Linked DNA regions of Homo sapiens: region 1 is linked to region 2. A link is a contact called in ENCODE Hi-C data. All regions are on one chromosome and are shown on one strand. Each heading gives the region's core, a stretch centred on a gene start or an enhancer-like site at or near the end of the contact. The rest is flanking DNA. Distances are from core to core; before and after follow the strand shown. Region 1 overlaps EPCAM-DT (EPCAM divergent transcript). Region 2 overlaps THADA (THADA armadillo repeat containing).

Region 1 (6,785 bases), core at 2,535-5,034, 3.9 Mb after region 2:
CAATTGCGAATGGTTCCTTACTCACCACCCACTACTTCAACATGCCTGGAAAATGCCACTAGGGGAGAAAGAACAGGTAAATACAGCAAGCTAAGGGTAACAAGGATGGTCTGGTCTCTGAGTAGAGATAAAACACCGAGAACAAAGATACAAGCAAAAACGTGGAAAGCTCTGAAGCAATTTATTATTAACATCAGTAGAGCCCAGTAGCAATGAAACAACACATTGTGGCCAGGCACGGTGGCTCACGCCTGTAATCACGATACCTTGGGAGGCTGAGGTAGGAAGATCTCTTGAGCCTAGGAGTTTCAGATCAGCCTAGGCAACACAGTAATACTCTGTCTCTACAAAATAATTTAAAAATTAGCTGGGCGCAGGGATGCATTCCTGCAGTCCCAGTTACTTGGGAGGCTGAGGCAGGAGGATCACTTAAGCTGGAAGGTTGAGACTGCAGTGAGCCATAATTGCACCACTGCACTCCAGCTTGGGTGACAGATTGAGACTGTCTCCAAAAAAAAAAAAAAAAAAAAAAAAAAGGAAAGAAAAATAAAGCAACATGTTGTGCTAGTCCCAGAGCTGGGCAGTGAAATTCTGCCCAATTAGGCCTGGCATTGAGCCAACTAGAGCCCCTGATTAACACCAGTGAGGATGTTTAGAGAGGGTGACACATGTTTTCTTCTCCTCTATGCCAGGCAGGTTGTTGATATAAGTACACTGTGAAAATGTTTACCATTATTCTGCCTTCACCTAATTAGAGCTTTTGGACCACAAACTTTACCCAGAGAATTTGACATTCAGAATGGAATGTAAAAGTGCAACATTGGAATACAGCTTGTGTATAGCTGAGTGACCTCATGGAACTGAGGCTTCCATCTCCCTGCAAGCCTGCCTGCAACCTGTTCCCTTCTGGTTTTGTTTGGTTGACAAGGCTAGTGAAATACCCATGGTGGAGGCTCAGAATCTTTTTGCAATTTCCTATCCCTGGGATGTTTGAAAGGCTAAATCTCCATGATAAGGATAGCTAGCATTTATTGAGTATTTGCTACCTTAAAAGATATTGCAATGTTGTGGCAAGTGAGGAAGCTGAGGCTTGGAGATGGTAGATGGTCTGCCAAGGACACACAAATCGTCAACTGTACAGTGAGAATTTTTTATTTTTTTATTTTTTTAGACAGAGTCTCCCTCTGTTACCCAGCCTGGAGTGCAGTGATGCGATCTCAGCTCACTGCAACTTCTACCTCCTGGGTTCAACAATTCTCCTGCCTCAGCCTCCCGAGTAGCTGGGATTACAGGCATGCACCACCATGCCCGGCTAATTTTTGTATTTTTAGTAGAGACGGTGTTTTACCATGTTGGCCAGGCTGGTTTTGAACTCCTGACCTCAAGTGATCTGCCCACCAGGACCTCCCAAAGTGCTTGGATTACAGGCATGAGCCACCACGCCCGGCCGTACAGTGAGAATTTGAACCCAGTTCTGTATGACTCCTGAATCCTCTTAATTTCCACACTACATCAGTATTCAACAGTCAGGACTGCCTACACAGGCTGCTTGATGGAGCTTCCCTGGCCTCCACAAAGAGAACCTCTCTCCATTAAGATTTGCTTTACATTAAGACTGGGACTTGCAGCACCTTGTCTGAGTCCCCTCCCTGACCAGCTTCCTTCTAGTAGCAGTTGTGAACTCAGTACTGCTTTCCTCTTACTCCAAAAAGTGCTGCTCTTTTCTTAAAAAAAAAAAAAAAAAAAAGTTTCTTCTGGTTATTTTTCACTGTAGAAGATTAAGAAAATCCTGAAAAGCACAGGAAGAAAATAAAATAATCCATAATTACGAAATTGAGATAATCTTTTAAAACAGCTTGATATATTTCCTTCGTGTACAAGGTGTTTTTCAGAGGCCTGTGGATCCCAGCCCCTCCACCAGCTCCTGACTCATGAGCTTCTCCCGGAAGCTTCTCCCTTTACTCTCATGGGCAAAGACTTCCTCCCTCAATCCCTCAAAGTGACCCCACAAGGACATAAGGCTATACCCTGCCACCTTCTCTTTTTTTTTTTTTTTTTTTTTTTTTGAGATGGAGTCTCGCTCTGTCACCCAGGCTGGAGTGCAATGGCACGATCTCGGCTCACTGCAACCTCCGCCTCCCGGGTTCAAGCGATTCTCCTGCCTCAGCCTCCTGAGTAGCTGAGATTACAGGCACATGCCACCATGCCGAGCTAATTTTTGTGTTTTTAGTAGAGACGGTGTTTCACCATCTTGGCCGGGCTGGTCTCGAACTCGTGACCTCATGATCCACCCACCTCGGCCTCCCAAAGTGCTGGGATTACAGGTGTGAGCCACCATGCCCGGCTTATCCTGCCACCTTCTAGCCTCAACTGAAAGTCAGAATTCTGGAGCCAAATTTTGGAGACATGTGGAGAACTGATACACAACAATTGTTACACTCTTTCCTCACTAAACTTTTTAAATTTTTTTTTTCATTTTTTATTTTTGGAGACCGTGTCTTGCTGTCACTCAGGTTGGAGTGCAGTGGCACGATCACAGCTCACTGCAGTCTTGACCTTCCAGGCTTAGGTGATCCTCCCACCTCAGCCTGCCGAGTAGCTGGGACTACAGGTGTGCACCAGCACGCCCAGTTAGTTTTTGTATTTTTAGTAGAGACGGGGTTTCACCATGTTGGCCAGGCTGGTCTCAAACTCCTGACCTCAGGTGATCCACCCAGATGATCCACCCGCCTCAGCCTCCCAAAGTGCTGGGATTACAGGCATGAGCCACTGTGCCCAGCTGATTACTCTTGTCTCCTGCTAAATCACAGACGTTTGGGGAGTTCCTTCAGGACCCCAATAAACTTGTCTGTGGAGGCCTGGGGAGTCTCTTCAGACCCCCAATAAAATTTGTTTAATCCTAAATGGATCCTGTTAAGAATTCCTCCATTATTTTGTCACGCTTTAAGGCCCAGGAAAGGCCTAGGCAAAACTCTTGGTGGGCTTTTGTTACATTCCAGTCTTTGTATAAGGGCACTGGCCCTTTCAGCTTTTAATATTTAACTTAACTACTCAGTCAGTACTTTCACAGTTGTTATGGAAGCCTGAGGATCTTGCCACTGCGCTCTAGCCTGGGTGACAGAATGAGACCCAGTCTAAAAAAAAGAAAAAAGAAAGAAAAGAATGTCCTGTATTCACACAACCACCACAGAACTGGACCTTCTTGAACAGTGCAGCATGGCTCATTCCTTCATTCTTTGATATCCCAACCCCTGCTCAGCATCTGCAGCATGGGGCACAGAGCAGGCACACCCTCCAATGCTGCTCTGTTCACTAGACGGCAGCTTTCTCCTCAGCCCTCAGTGTTCGGCTTGTGCACAGAAAACGTGAATCTAGATAATAAGAGCAAAGAACATCTCCACGGGACATAAGTAAACCACCACACCCCACCCACCTCTATCAACCTTATCTGCTTACTTGGAGCTCTGATCTCTAACAGGCAATTAATCCTCCCTTGTGGAACTCAAAAGTCACCTACCCATTCCCCAGGGAGCTGGGTGATAAGAAAGCGCAAAGTTTAGGATTACTCTTTGATAAGAGTCTTGCTTAAACAAGATCACATACAAAAGCCTGTCTGATCCCCACACCCTTCTCCCCTGGCTCCCCTCTCTCCTTTCTTCCTCTCTTGCTTGTAAGATTGCAAGATTGTGCAAGCCAACCCACAGACTTGGGCTCTGAAAGGCCTAATGCAAATTGCTTTTAGACACACACATTTCTTTCCCAGCCCTCTGTATTAGTCCACTCCCCACCCAGCAGGCCTCACCCTTACCCCCTACCTGGGAGTTGACGCTTGGGGCTCCCCTGGGAGCTGATTGCCCTGGTCTGCTCCTGGCCACTTCCCATTGGTGCTTGCTCATTTACATTTTAAAATTAGAGCAGAGTTCAACACTGTGGTTGGCTTTAGTGGCTCTATGAATTGTCCTACCCTGGTGAGAAAAATGCAGACAATATAGCCACCTGGGAAAACTTTGCTCCTAAAATAGCGCAGCCCCCACAGCATTCTGGCAACAGGTTGCTCTGTGGTGAGTCTCTGGCTCTGGGCTGATAGAAACACCCGGGGATGTAAATAGCAATGAGAAAAGGCCACTTGTACCACGATGACGTTTCGTGTTGGCGGGTTCTACCCCCACCCCAACCCCACCTAAGTTCTCTATTTTTGTTTTGCTTAAACTTCAGCTCACAGCATAAACACCCAGGGTTGAGGCTCCATTCTGCCCTAGAGCTGTGAGTGCAGGGTGAGGGGTTGTGGTGTCCTGTTCCTCCTACCATGTCCCAGCCCCTCTGTTTCAGTCTCAGCACTGTCCTCCCAGACCCTCCCTTCTGAAGGTCAGTTCCCTCTGCTGCAAAGTGGGAATAACAGCATTCGTTGGGAGGGTTGAATGAGTTGACAAAACCCATGCCTGGCACAGTGCCCGCCTGTGGCAGGCTGCAGTGTCTCAGGCCATGATTAAGACAGGGTTGTGGCAGTGATGCAGGTGCACACAGTGGTGAAGAAGCAGACGGTGGGGACCCTCTTGGCAGTCCCCGACCACACAGATGCATGGCAGGACCAGGAGGTGGGGGGCCTCAGGCTGAAACGGCCATCTCCCCAACTCCTCCTTGTTTGTCGGATTCCAGGCCAGCGCCTGGCAGCCCTTCGGCACAGAACTTCTTGTACATTCCACAGCAAGTGAAAGGGCTTTTGTCCCCACACAGGAAGAACAAATGACAAAGGCAATTGTGTGTCTCCCCACGGGCCCACACAGCAAGCTTGGGAAGAGAAAATTCTTTCCCCAAGAGTCCAGCTTTGCTGGAGCGGTTGCAGTCACAGATCAGTCAAACTGTGGCACAGCTCTGGAAGAGTGTGGCATCTGAGCTCCCACATGTGTGGCAGGGTGCTCATCGCACGCCCAGCACACACACATGTGCACAAACTCCAACACATTGCTCCTGCCCAGACTAGCTGGGCAGTGCGTCACAGATGCTCTAGCTGCAGGGGCTCAGGAGGGCATCACACCCACCCCCTTCAGGAGGTTATGGCTTTATTATTCCCTGATATGGTTTGGCTGTGTCCCTACCCAAATCTCATCTTGAATTGTAGCTTCCATAATTCCCACGTGTTGTGGGAGGGACCCGGTGGGAGATAATTGAATCATGGGGGCAGTTTCCCCCATATTGCTCTCATGGTAGTGAATAAGTCTCATGAGATCTGATGGTTTTATAAGGGGAAACCGTTTTCGCTTGGCTCTCATTCCCTCTTGCCTGCTGCCATGTAAGACGTGCCTTTGCTCCTCGCCTTCCTCCATGATTGTGAGGCCTCCAGCCATGTGGAACTATGAGTCTATTAAACTTCTTTTTTTTATAAATTACCCAGTATGGGCATGTCTTTATTAGCAGCATGAGAACAGACTAATACATTCCCCTTCCCAGGTGGGCCACAAAGGCCCAGAGGGTCCTACAACTCGCCATGGGTCTCACCGTGCTTGTCCTTTTCAGGCCTCATGGCCCACACTGTGAAGAATGTTAGGCACTATCAGAGAAAGATCTGTTTTCAAGAAGTCTATCCTGAAGGCCCTTCAAACACATAGTCATTGAGGGCCTATGAGAGGGTGGAGACTCCAGACTACCCACAGGAGATAAATTATACTGAAGAAATCATTCTCACTGGGACAGGATAGATCTCTCCTTTTACCATTTTTTTTCCATCCTTATTTTTCGTATTCTCTTGTAATTATCATAATAGGAAGCTGAGGGTTTGGAAGATTTTAAAATTTGTTAAAGGAAAAAACTTTTCTTATCAAATGAAATTATTATGCATCACTTTATTGGACCCCATGAATGGAATGGAATAACCCAACCCATTTCTGCTGCAGACTTGGCTGCCAGAGCCCTTGGTTGCTGAGTTTAGTGATCAGTCACAGTAACCAGTTCGTCCCAGGTACATCTGGTGCTCCTAATAGATGTCTGGCCTGGCATCTGCTTTTATGTTTTGTGTCTTGTTGTATCTTGAACTTAAATTTCATAAGTGATCTTTGTGCTGTGCAAAAAACTTTCATTGGCCTAACAGAGTTGGGAAATCTAGATGTTATTCCCAGTTCTGCCTGACTGACCAGTTCCACCTTGAGCAAGACATTCCCTCTATCTGGGCCTCTATTTCCTCATTTTGAAACCTATCTGTGTCTCCCAGACTTTCCTGTAACAGAATAACCTTGAGTGTTTGTTAAATATACAAAGTCACAGGCCCCTTCCCTAAATCAGGGGTGGGGACAGGGAGCTGGAATCTGTATCTTTAAACCTAGCATCCTGGTGGATTCTAATCATCTGGCAAGTTCAAAACATGAACACCAGATGGTTACCAAAGTACCATTCTATGCTATGATCTATAATTTATACAAATAATCTCTTAGAAGAAAGGAGATGAAGTTTGGTACAGATTTTGAAATCACGTGTCTTGTTCTTTACTGAATGTAGTTTATCATGATCCTCAGTTTTCATTTATAAACACACACAAGGGGGAACATTTTGTATATTCCTTTGCAAGGTGAAAAACCCAACCCAGGTGCTTGTTCCTCCTGTGGCTTTCCACTGGATTTTTACCAGGGTTGGGCCCCCGACTCCTACCCGTGGAGGCTGTGCTTCCTAGGAAGCTCGATGCATGTTTCCCCAGACACCTGCATGACTCATTCCATCACCGCCCTCTCTTGGGTGTTGACTCAAACGTCAGCTTATCAGTGAGGACTTCCATGGGGCTAATATCACAGCTCCCT
Region 2 (6,405 bases), core at 1,811-4,310:
TCAGTGATGGCCAAGGTTGCCAGATTCTCTACTTGTTCTTCCTATGCCAATATTCCATTCATCAAAGGATCTACCACCACCACCCGAACTAGTTGCTCCTTTTCCTGCAATTCAAACCACTAGCACATAAAAATTGCATTGACTGTAATCTTGCCCTCTGCATAGCTCAGGGATTTCTTTATTCAAATATATTTCTTGGAAGAGTAATGAGTTCGGAGCTTTTAAAGTTTGATTTTTTAAAAATCCTTGGTTTGGGTAGTAAGGAGAAAATAAGAGCTGTAGACAGTAGCTAAGCTAAAAACTGCACATTTCCAGACACACAAAGTAACTTCAGGTAGAATGTTTACATACGTTACCTATCGGGCAGCTCAAAGCTCTTTGCAAATTAATTCTAAGCAACACATTAAACCCTTAAAAAAAATTATGAAGAAAGGCCAACAATAAGCCACAACAGAACATCTGAAAACTGTAGTGTGTGACCCCTTGAGACAAGCCCAACCACAGAGTCTAAGCCTCAGAAAAGCATGCTTTTGAGGTCACCTTCACATTGCCTCCCAGTGACCCAGGCTGACAGGCCACAGGCTATTAATTCCAGGCTGTGAAATGTCAGCTGCTGGGAGCTAGAAATCAGCCTCCATCATCTGGACATCCCTCCACTTGCCCCTGCAAGAAATAGGCACAGCACTCAGCAACCTGACGTGGCAGAAACACAGTCCCAGGTGCAATGGCTATGGCTACTTGATTCATACCATCCCTTTCAGTGCCAGGAAATAAGGCAAGGAGATTTTCCAACAGGGAGGGGTGAAGGTACACAATGCAGTTGTTACTTTAAAAGCTCTCTAAACAATATGCTTTAATTGTTCAGAATTAGAAATATTCTTAAATAAATGAAAAGATGCATAATTTCTGAACGCTAATTTCTGGTCACTTGCTGATCAAAATGTAGAGATGAAGCATGAAAATTACATTTCATTTGAAATTTCATTTAAATGTTTCATCATTTTTTGAGACAACAACAAATACAATTTGAAACTGAATTTTTCAGATTCCAACCAAATGTTTTAGACAGCTGAGAAGAAGATTCTCCTCAGGGGCACTGAAATGTGCTATACCTTAGCAATAATTCTTTCCTGACTCTGGGAAAAATATGGAAAAGACTTTATAGCAAAGTACATACAAAGACATTGGGAGCCCTAGAAAATAAAAGGGAATCATCTTTCCTAAGCAAGTAAAAATAACCACTACACTTAGTTTGAAATTTTGGCATAATCTTCCCTCCCAGCCTATCTGAGGGGTTTCTCTCTGACCCTGTACCAATGAGCCACACTCTGGTCTACTGTTCTCCTCATGCAACAGCTGGAAAAGCATTCCGGATCTACCCTCGGGGTTCTTGGGCTGGGATGAGCTGCATGTAAGGCAGGAGCTGGGCTGCAGCATATGCAGAATGAATGAAAGAGTTGCACATTCCTCCCAATCGCAAAACCCTTCACAATGTTTCTGCTCGGGCTACACAAACAACCAAGAAATGAGCACGTTCAGGCAGCCACTGACTCTTTAAAGGGGGCTGAACATAATAACACTTGGCCCCTCAGCATGTCGCCTTTCCTTGCAGGCAGTGGATGGGTCTGAGAAATCAGTAACAGGCTGGCTTTCCTTTGGTGTTGACTGCTCAAAGGCCAAGTTCTCAAAGTGATTTAATACAGTTGAAACTCACACCATTATCCTTTAGAGCAAGAGATTCCATATTTACAGTGATTGATTTTTCAGTTCACAAACACAGGAATGGGTAGTCATTTTAAGACACTACACAAAGGAATAGAGAGAATTTACCATCTTATTTTTTAAACCCTATTATATATAACCCTACTATATATAGATAGAAGGTTTAGAAAGGAATGCTTTTATTGACATTAAAAAACTTTTTTTTAGCTTTCAAATTTTCTAGAACCTATGATAGCTCTCTATTGTCACATTAAATACATATTCTTATTCTGGTATTCAAAGTACTCTAATTCTAGTCCAAGGTTGACTGCACAAATCATAGGTGCTGAGTAAATTTTTCTTTGACCAGTTTAATTTTTCAGGTGATTATCTCTGAAATGATATTAAAATCTTAGACAATCTAAACATCCTGTGAGTCAAGGGAATGCTCAACATACACCAATTCTATTAACTTCCCTTTTTGACAATAATCTGTTACATTTATAAAAGATTCTGATATCCACGCTAAAAAGAAGGAAGGAAAAAAGGAAGTGAAGGTAGGAATATTTACTGAGTGCCTGCTAGATGCCAGGTACTTTAAAATATTTTCTCTCATTTTTAGTACTTAGATAAACCCTTTAAAATAAAGTATATAATATTATATAAATATATGTGGGTTTTCACTCTAGATAGTCTATGGGAACATAAAAAGAATGATGGATTCCCAAATAAAATGTAACCACAACCAAATAAAATGTCCTGTGCCAATTTTTTTGTTGTGATAATGAATGAGGAAACCTTTGTAGGCAATTTATCCCACTAATTTCAATGGCTGGAATGCATATTTGCAGGTCTCATACATAAGGAATTGGTAGTCTAAATATGTTTCCTACTGCTCTAACTAGTGTTAAACAAAACAAAGCCTAAAGCTTTATTCAATATTATCTTTAAGGAAGGCAAATTAGTCACCAGGACTTTGAAGCAAGTCATCCACCAAGTTGCAGCCATCAACCAACAGTTTATGAAGAACCCCACAGCAGACTGCGACAGGTTCCACAAATGCTGTGGCAGTGTCCCCTGGTATCCTCTCTCAGTACTGATCACCTCAGGTCAAATCACTTACAGTCATTCAAAGTATAGTATTGATTTTGTGCTTGCCTCGGCAGCACATATACTAAAATTGGAACGATACTGAGAAGATTAGGTTGCCTCTGAGCAAAGTATAGTATTTATTTAAAGACAAGTTTGAACTGCCCAAGAATAAAAATCTTCAACATTACTAATGACAAGAAAAGACACATACATGTCAGCACATTGGCAGAATTTTCTTGGGTGTAGAAGAAATACACAGTCATCAGCTTTAAGTGACTTTTTTGGTGAAGTGAAACCTACTGTGAAGCAGAAGCACTTACATGGTTTCCTTCGAGTCTCTTACGCAAGGCTACTTTTAAGACATCCTCAAATTAAAATATGAGTATCTAACAATGTGGCCACAGCAAGTTACATAATGTCCTTTCACATCCTCATCTATAAAAGCTTATTAGAGTAAATGATCTCCAAAGTCCCCTTCAAAAACAAAATTCAATCATGGACATTTAAACATTCCAGGCAGATAGCTATCTTTTTTATTTTAAAATATCATTATGACCTCTCTTGTTCCATTGTTTAATCTCATAATATTGATGCTAATAATAAAAGTTTTATGTCTAACACTAACCATACTCAATCTTTCTATAGTTGGAGCCAATCTTCTCTAGTTTGAGCCTCTGTGGAGTTGGAGAACAAATGACCAGTGTTTTCTACACAGAGGAAAACCCTTCATTAACTCTACTGGAATCCCATCATGAAAGCACCCTTTACTCTTCTGAGGGCTACAACCACTCCAACTCCTTTCATCATGTAGAACCTCTTCTCTAGAATCTCATTAATTATTTTGCATCTACAGAGGGTTAAATGAATCTTCCCAGTGCCATCAGCTAAAACAATGATTGGTGCTACTGCTGTATGAAAGAAATTTGAGTATTTCTTTTAATTTGATTACTTTGCAGAGACTGCATTTTGTTTTTGCTGAAGCTAATTAATGCCCCTGAATGACCCTCCTCATGTTTCACAGAAACACTTCAAGCTAAAACCAGAAAGAATGAATTTTTAAAAATAATAAAGTACAAGGAAAGTTTTGAAAAATTCCAAAAAATTGCTTTTTTTTTTTGGCCTGGAAAAATGACACAAAAGAGCAACAGATATTGAGATATTAGCAACAGACTCATTCAAGGTATCTTTTCTCAAATGAAAATTGCAATTAGGTAAGTTGAGTCATATTTCAGCATGCCTACAGTATCCCAAATAGACTACTGCCAGTCAGTTTTTAAATACCCCTGAGAAAGTCTGACATCCTCCTTTGGTTATCCCAGTACCCATGTTTATACTGCCAGTCAAAAAAAATACTTCCTTATACAGTATAATTATACTTTTTCTTGCTGCAATTTAATTTTGTTTTTCTGGTTCTACATGCCAGGGAAAGAAATAAATCTATGTCTAAAAGACTTGTATCCAAAATATATTCAGAATAATAGGAAAACAAAAGCAGGCATGATGGCTTACACTTGTAATCCCAGCACTTTGGTAGACTGAGGCAGCAGGATTGCTTGGGGCCAGGAGTTCGAGACCAGCCTGGGCAAAATGAGACCCTGTCTCTACAAAAAATAAAAAAAATAGCCAGGCATGGTGGCATGTGCTTGTAGTCCTAGCTACTCAGGAGGCTGAGGTAGGAGGATTGCTTGAGCCTAGGAGGTTGAGGCTACAGTGAGCTGTGACTGTGCCACTGCACTCCAGCTAGGGTGTCAGATCAAGATCTCATCTCTTAAAAAAAAAAAAAAAATAAGAGAGAGAAGAAAAGAAAGCAAACAACCTAACAGAAAAATTGGGTCAAAGCTTCAAACAGACACTTCAGCAAAGAAGATATATGAATGCCAAATACATGTAAAGATGCCCAACATCCTTAGACGTTAGTAAAGTTTAAATTAAAACCCCAGTGAAATACTACTATATACTCACTAGAAAGGCTAAAGTTAAAAAGACTGAGCATACCAAGTGTTGGCTAGGATATGGAACAATTAGAATTCTCATACTCTACTAGTGGGAATGTATAATCACTCTGGAAGACAATTTGGCAGTTTCTTAACAAGTTAAATATATACTCACCACGCAGCTCACCTGTTCAATTCCTGTGTATTTACACTAGAGAAATGAAAGCCTAAGTCCAAAAGGAGACTCGTGCATGATTGTTCCTAGCAAGTTATTTGTTACTAGTTGATGGATACAACATAAATGTCGTTCAACAGCTAAGTACACAAACAAATTGCAGTATATCCATACAATCGAATACCATTTGGCAATAAAAAGAAACAAGCTACGGATATACCTAACAACATGGCTGAATCTCAAAATAATTATACTGAGTGAAAAAGCCAGACAAAATAGAATGCATCCTGTATGAGTCCGTTTACTTAAAATTCTAGGAAATGCAAATTAATCTGTATTGACAGAACATAAAACAATCATTGCCAGGGAGGTGGGGGAGGGGAGGTTGGGTAAGGATTACAAAGGATGATGGCTATGTTCCTTACCATGACAGTGATGATGGTTTTATGGGTATATAAAAATATCAAATTGTACACTTTAAACATGTGCAGTTTATTTTACATCAATTGTACCCCAATAAAGTTGTTTTTAAAAGAATAATCTTTCATATACATTAGAAAAGTTGTTATACATTCTGTCTTGCTTTCTTAGCCTCCAGCTCCATCTCCAAAACATCTCAAGTCTTCTCTTCCTCAGATTAAACAAGCCCAGCTATTTCCTTTAAACTTTTACAACCAGAATTAATGTTCCCTTGTGCTCTTTTAAAAAATCAAATCAATAAACACTTAAATCCTAACAATCACACAAGAATTAAAAAACAAAAAAATTTTTTTGGACAATGTTCTGAATCTTTCACATGTTCTAGACAGGCTCAGAGAAGTTAACTGACTTGCCCAGGCTCACAAAGGGAATGAATGTATGAGCTAGGATTCAAAGTCAAGTCTGTCTCACTGCAGAGCCTGTGCTAGTTGCAAAAATGAGTGTTCCCCATCTCTGATATTTTTACCACCATAGAAGTGAACAACAATAGCACATATTAAAAGAAATTCAATTTTATTCATTTTAAGGACACTTGACAGCTCCAATTATTCAACCAAGTGATGTCAAATTTGTTGGGCCAGCTTTAATAAACTCACCTGCTGTATTCAGCGGTATGATTTCGTAGTGGTTATTAAGGTAAAAGATTCCCCTCCCCCCAACTTGATTAGATTAAACCTGCTTTCTAATATTTTGAACAGCCTTTTAATTTGCTTATTCCATCATGAAAAGGTAATTGTCAACTCATACTAGTTTTAGTCACCCTAAATTCTGACAAACAGAAGCCAAATCAGTGGATTATTTTTCAATATATTCCAAATGAATGCACAATGGAGACTGCTGTGCAAAGTTAGAAGATGAAACAAAACTGATTACATACACCTATACCCTGCCACTAATTAAAAATATACTAGTGTTACAAGTATACAGTTTCAATGGTGGTGGTATCTTTGTTCAGAAGCACGGTACATTATTATACAGCTGAAGCCCTCTAGCATTTAATTAGGCTGCTAATTATGAGAAGAA

Evidence for each region. Hi-C counts contacts between places; a loop is a spot of excess contacts on that map. Pooled maps may share reads with other maps.
Region 1: a loop to region 2 is called in a pooled map, with 11 times the contacts of the local background. The contact joins two enhancer-like sites. A Hi-C loop is called at or near these places in 2 of 37 single-sample maps with no recorded cell type and 2 of 50 pooled maps.

What each region holds. Positions count from the first base shown.
Region 1 is chr2:47,306,552-47,313,336 of GRCh38, forward strand. The region is part of intron 3 of EPCAM-DT (EPCAM divergent transcript); the gene reads right to left. Among named protein-coding and RNA genes, the nearest start is that of BCYRN1, 25 kb to the right of the region's middle. RefSeq lists enhancers at 3,051-3,240, 4,501-4,570. Within about 2 kb of position 3,785, at least 26 of the 41 ENCODE cell types and tissues checked have a DNase peak (open chromatin) inside an H3K27ac peak, as active enhancers do.
Region 2 is chr2:43,405,456-43,411,860 of GRCh38, forward strand. All of the region lies in intron 28 of THADA (THADA armadillo repeat containing), which reads right to left. It also overlaps the pseudogene RNU6-958P. Among named protein-coding and RNA genes, the nearest start is that of LINC01126, 180 kb to the left of the region's middle. RefSeq lists an enhancer at 2,818-2,997. Within about 2 kb of position 3,061, at least 3 of the 41 ENCODE cell types and tissues checked have a DNase peak (open chromatin) inside an H3K27ac peak, as active enhancers do.